Linked DNA regions of Homo sapiens: region 1 is linked to region 2. A link is an interaction called in ENCODE POLR2A ChIA-PET data of the cell type or tissue named here. Cell type or tissue: K562. All regions are shown on one strand. Links, peaks and the distances in the headings refer to the core of each region. The heading gives the core; the rest is flanking DNA.

Region 1 (2,910 bases), core at 198-2,697, 74 kb before region 2:
CGTGCATCACCACATCCAACTAATTTTGTATTTTTAGTAGAGACAGGGTTTCACCATGTTGGCCAGGCTGGTCTAGAACTCCTGACCTCAGCTAATCCATCCACCTCGGCCTCTTAAAGTGCTGGGATTACAGGCGTGAGCTACCGCACCCGGCCTGAATATTTTCTTAACAACTCTAATGCACCCCAGTCCCCCGAGTGCTCCTCAATCCTTAGCTACTCTCTCCCACTCCTCAGGCTAGGCCCCTACCCCAGGAAGTCCCTTCCTGAAGCAGCCATTCACCTCCTGCTCAATGGTAATAAAAGTTAACACTTGTTAAGCATTTACCAGTTGTTAAGTGATTTAAATAAATTACTTCCTTTAATCCTCATAACAATTCTAGGACAATAGCTTTTCTCCATATTACAGATGAGGAAACTGAAATTCAGAGAGGCGACATGATTTACCCAAGATAACACACAGGTAGTATCAGAGCCAGGATTGGAACCCAGAAACGCGGACTCTAGGGTCTGGGATATTAACCAGTCACACTCTTCTGCTTCCCCTGATCTGATGCACAATTTTAGGACACAGGATTGGCTGTTACCAGTGGAGGGCCTTGACTGCGAGTGGTCCAGGTCCTTGGCGTTCTGAACAAAGAATTGTACAAAACGCACAAAGTAGCAGAGGAATGAAGTGCAGGAATGAAAAGCAGTGAAAGCAGGGATATACTAAAGCGAGAAAGCACTCCGCAGGGTGGGAGTGGGCCCCAGCGAGCGGCTCAAGGGTCCAGTTACAAAGTTTTCTGGATTTTTTTTTTTTTTTTTTGAGAAGGAGTCTCGCTCTGTCACCCAGGCTAGAGTGCAGTGGCAAGATCTCGGCTCACTGCAACCTCCACCTCCAGGGTTCAAGTGATTCTCCTGCCTCAGCCTCCCGAGCAGATGGGACTACAGGCATGTGCCACCATGCTCAGCTTCTTTTTTTTTTTTTTTTTTTTTTTTTTGTATTTTTAGTAGAGACATGGTTTTACCATGTTGGCCAGGCTGGTCTCAATCTCCTGACCTGATGATCCACCCGCCTCAGCCTCCCAAAGTGCTGGGATTACAGGTGTGAGCCACCGCGCCAGGCCGTTTTCTGGGTTTTAAGTACTCGGTGTGAGGTTCTTATCAGCTACCCCTTATCTGGATGAAGGATTTAGTCTGTGGCTAATTAAAGGCTGAAGTGAACTGACGTCCTAAGCAGATGAAAGGATGGTCCTTGCATGGCCTGTGGCCCAACCAAGTCACTCTCCCTTTCCATCTGAGACATGGCGGAAGGCGGAGGGCTGTAGAGAGCATAGCCTTTCGTCCTTTGTTACTTGGCAAAGGGAGATGGATGGAGTTTTCCCTTTTGGTTTAGCTTTAGAAAGTTGGCATTAATTGACCTCAGGTTCCCGGCCCCCGGACCCAGGTGTTTTCCTTTGGATCCAGCTTTGGGAAGTCAGCATGCATTGGCCTCAGATTCGCCACACCAGAAGACCTTGGTGTTTCCTCCTGCCTCACTACCTCCAAGGATCCAGGGTCCACAACATTCTACAGTGGGCATTTGGGAAGACGCATGGGTTTTATTTTGCTGGGTAAGCACAGGCAAATTGAAACTGCCTTTGCAAAATTAAGACTGAGACAGTGAAAGAGATTTAACTTAATCGACTCCAACTTGCTTCTAACCTCCAAGCTGTCCTTGTTCACTCCTGGGCGTAGGCCGAACTAACTTTGGGAGAAACTTAGCTTATAGTTCATAGTTTAAAACAAAGATGATAATAGTCCTTTCCCAAAGCAGATCTCTTTCTTGCCTGGGGGCTACACTGCCTCTGTAGGACTAACATTAGCCACAAGATTAGAAATTATGGTTTCGGAGTCATGCAGCTGGAGGCTATAAGATTCTGACCCTCCCTAAGCTGCCCCTAAGACCAGTGCTTGAGGTATTTTGCAGGCCCTGCACTTGATGGATCAGCCGGCACCACCCAGATAGATAAACTGGTTCATCTGATCTTGTGGCCCCCACCCAGGAACTGACTCAGCGCAAGAAGACAGCTCTGACTCCCAGTGATTTCATCGCTGACCAATCAGCACTCCCGGCTCACCGGCTTTCTCCCACCCACCAAGTTGTCCTTAAAAACTCTGCTCCCCGAATGCTCAGGGAGACAAAATTACTTCCCATCTCTGCTCCTGGGTTTCCTCATCTGCGAAATGGGGATATGAATATATGAATATACGAATGCTATTCCTTATACAAATGTTATGAAGATTCAAGGTAATGTATCCTACTACACAGCTGACACAGGGCAAGCGCTCAACAGTGAGTAACTTGTGTTCCTAAAAATAGTGGCCCACAGTGAGTATGCAAGAATGAGGCAAAGCTTCTTTCCAGGATCACCACGTGTGTCCACTGCACTTCACCCTCTCCACCGCACCACCTCTCCAAAAAAAAAATCACAGCTGATCCACAGCCAGACATGATTGTGTCAACAGTCAACAGTGCTCACTTTCTGAGCACCATAATCTGTTGTGTTGACAGAGAAACAGCCTGTAGAGGGTTTCAAGCCCATTTGGCAAATGCAATTAATTTCTTCAGCATTAAATTGTCTTTTCCTAATTGTCCATACAGATGCACAGGCAGAAGGAGAAAGGGACAGAATGACAAGACTATTAACGTCACATTGCCAGTGGTGAGCTGTTTTGGGGTGACACACGAAGCTGTCTAGTCACTGCAATGAAAACCAGATTTATGTCCACTATGGAGCCCCTCAGGCTGAGGAAATGTCCCAGGGACCCTCCCATGCATGGGTGTGTCTGAGGTGACACTGGGATGCAGCGACCTTACCTGCCAAGTGTTCTCTGAGCTTGGTGCTGCATTTGCAGGGAGATGTTGGATTCTAGGGCTGTGTCATGC
Region 2 (2,910 bases), core at 196-2,695:
ATAGTTAAATCTAGCATGGTAAATTTCAACCTTCCCTGAGCCTTCGTTTCTTGTAAAAAGGAGGGTTATAAATGTGTCTATGTCTGCTGGGCACAGTGGCTCAAACCTGTAATCCCAGAGCTTTGGGAGGCTGAAGCAGGAGGATCACTTAAGGCCAGGAGCTTGAGACCAGGTTGGACAACATAGCAAGACTCTGTCTCTACAAACAAAATTTTATAAAGGAGCCAGCTGTGGTGGTGCAAACCTGTAATCCCAGCTACTTGGGAAGCTGAGGCAAGAGGATGACTTGAGTCCATGAGTTCGAGGCTGCAGCGAGCTATGATTGCGCCCCTGCATTCTGGCCTAGGAGACACAGCAAAGACCACATCTAAATAAATAAATAAATAAAATGTTTAATGCCTATTTTATTGGCTGTCATGAAGGAGAGCGCATGAGTTCATTCAACACACTTTGCACTGTGCCTGGCATATGATAAGTGCCCAGTGAATACTGGCTGTATTCCTAAAATCACGTAGAACACCTTCATTCCTTCCCACCTGGAAATGACTATCCAGGACCCCACTTCTTCCCTGAGGCATCTCTGCTCTCAGGTGACACAGCCCAGCTGCCCCATCTGCTTCTCATGGCTTCCAGACCACTCCCCATTCAGTCATTCCATTCTCTCTCCAGAAGAGACCCTTGTGAGAACGGACCACCCGCCTCTTGCATCTCTGTATCTGACCAGCGTGAGTTCTGATCCCAGCTCCTCCAAACATTTGCTGTGTGACCTTTGCCAAGTTTACAGCCTTCGCTGGGCCTCAGCTTCCTCCTCTTTAAAACAGTCTCAGCAGAGCTCCTCACCTCCAACGTGCCTGAGGCCAGGAGGGTGTGTGATGAACTGGAGGAAGCTCACACAGTCTAAAGGGAAGCCATGCCTCGCTTAGCCAACTGGTGCCAGTTTTATATTACCAGAGTTTTGGGGTTTTGAAAAGAAGGTAAAAATCCCCAATTTTATGTGAAATCTGCCAGTTTTTAAATATCGACAACTACTTCTTTTTTTTTTTTTTTTTGAGACGGAGTCTCACTGTGTTGCCCAGGCTGGAGTGCAGTGGCATGATCTTGGCTCACTACAACCTCCGCCTCCTGGGTTCAAGTGATTCTCCTGCCTCAGCCTCCCAAGTAGCTGAGATTACAGGCAGCCACCACCACACCTGGCTAATTTTTGTATTTTTAGTAGAGACGGGGTTTCACCATGTTAGCCAGGCTGGTCTCGAACCCCTGACCTCAGGTGATCCACTGCCTCTGTCTCCCAAAGTGCTGGGATTACAGGTGTGAGCCACAGAGCCCGGCCACGGCGGCCCATTTTTAATTCTAAGTGTCTTAGTATAGGTTTAAGCAGGTTACATGGAAATAAGGAGATAAAGCAGCAGAATGTACTGAGCCACCACCCCTCTCTCCTTCCTGCTTTCTACTTTCACTCGGCAGCCAGGCGCCTATGGGTTGGAGCCCCCCCTTAACTCCCCCTCCCCAGTAAAGAATTTAGTTTAGGCTAGCTTGCAACATAAATAATTGTACCCTTTCTTATCAGCCAAGTGCAGCCACTAGGGCCATAAGTCAAATGTTTAAAGAGTCCTGAGATAGTCGCAATGCATTATGGGCTGCAATAAAAGGCAGCAGAAAGACCCTAAAGAACATACTTGAAACCTTAATACAACCACCAATAGGTGACGTCCGGGAAGATTGTAACCCCATAGTACTCAGCCAATGAGGAACTGGGGGAGGGACTTGAGCGCTAGGGAGTAAATAGCTTGTTAAAACCGTTCTGGGTGTGCCTGCATGCCAGACACCAATCTTGCAAGACCACCATTAAAGTCTCACTTCTGCTGTTCTCCATGTCCCTGAGTCCATTCTTTGGGTTTGGATGGGTAAGAATGTTTCTTACAGTCTTGAACTCCTGATCGCAAGTGATCCAACCACCTTGACCTCCCAAAGTGTGGGGATTACAGGCTCGAGCCACTGCACCTGGTCTACTTCTTGGGAAAAAATAATAATTATCCGCATGCCAAACAAAATGTTATCAGTGGGGGAAGTCTGACCAGTTTACAAGCTCTGGGTACACCCAGGAGAGGAGTACCACACCCAGAAAGTAGACTCACCCTGAAGAGCCACTGGAGCTGGTCCTGGGGGGCCCAGGCAGGAGGGAAAAGGGGTATTTGCTGGTGACCATATCACTGGTTTTATCAAAAGCAAGTCCTAGCAGCAAAACATCAGTGCATCCGCCTCTATCAGTGCCTCCTCTGGGCCAGGCTTGGGACACTCAGAGAAGAATCAGATCTAAGCCCTGTCCCTGGGGCACCCCCACACACAGGAGAAGATGGGGGCAAAACAGGCAACTGCAAGGGATTATGTGGGGGTGCACAAGGGGCACACTGATTGCCTGGGAACTGTGGCCAGGGAAGGGGCATTGGCCCAGAGTGCTACAGAGGGGTGGCCTCCAGGCATCTGTATAACACATCAGGCAGGCAGGTGGGGGACGGCATGTGCAGAGGAAGGCCTGGGGTGTGAGTGTGCTTGGTGCATTGCGGCAGGAGCACCGCAGGGATCCTGGAGTCCCCAAGACTCCTAGAGGAGCGGGAGGAGGGGAGATGTGCCAGTGGGCAGAGGGTGCGGTCAAGTCCCACTGCCTCTGTTCACCCCCATACCCCCATTCACCTGGCACTAGTTGGCCTCTATCAAAAACAACGTGAGCATCATTTCTCCACCCTGGCTGCCCATTAAAATAAAAAGCAAACGCCAGGCGCAGTGGCTCAGGCCTGTAATCCCAGCACTTTGGGAGGCCAAGGCAGGCGGATCACTAGAGGTCAGGAGTTCGGGACCAGCCTGGCCAACACGGTGAAACCCCCATCTCTACAAAACTGCGAAAATTAGCTG

Evidence for each region. ChIA-PET counts read pairs that join two places held together with the same protein. Peaks named below come from ENCODE experiments on the same cell type or tissue, not always from the same donor. Only the 100,000 strongest peaks of a DNase experiment are listed, where the experiment ranks them.
Region 1: POLR2A ChIA-PET joins it to region 2 with 5 read pairs; 1 of 35 experiments calls an interaction of 5 or more read pairs at or near these places.

Annotation. Positions count from the first base shown.
Region 1 is chr16:27,031,439-27,034,348 of GRCh38, forward strand. No RefSeq gene overlaps it. Among named protein-coding and RNA genes, the nearest start is that of C16orf82, 34 kb to the right of the region's middle. In K562, for the core only: no CTCF peak of the experiment used is centred there; no DNase peak of the experiment used is centred there; H3K4me3 peaks cover 145 bases.
Region 2 is chr16:27,105,771-27,108,680 of GRCh38, forward strand. No RefSeq gene overlaps it. Among named protein-coding and RNA genes, the nearest start is that of C16orf82, 40 kb to the left of the region's middle. In K562, for the core only: no CTCF peak of the experiment used is centred there; a DNase peak (open chromatin) is centred at 1,551.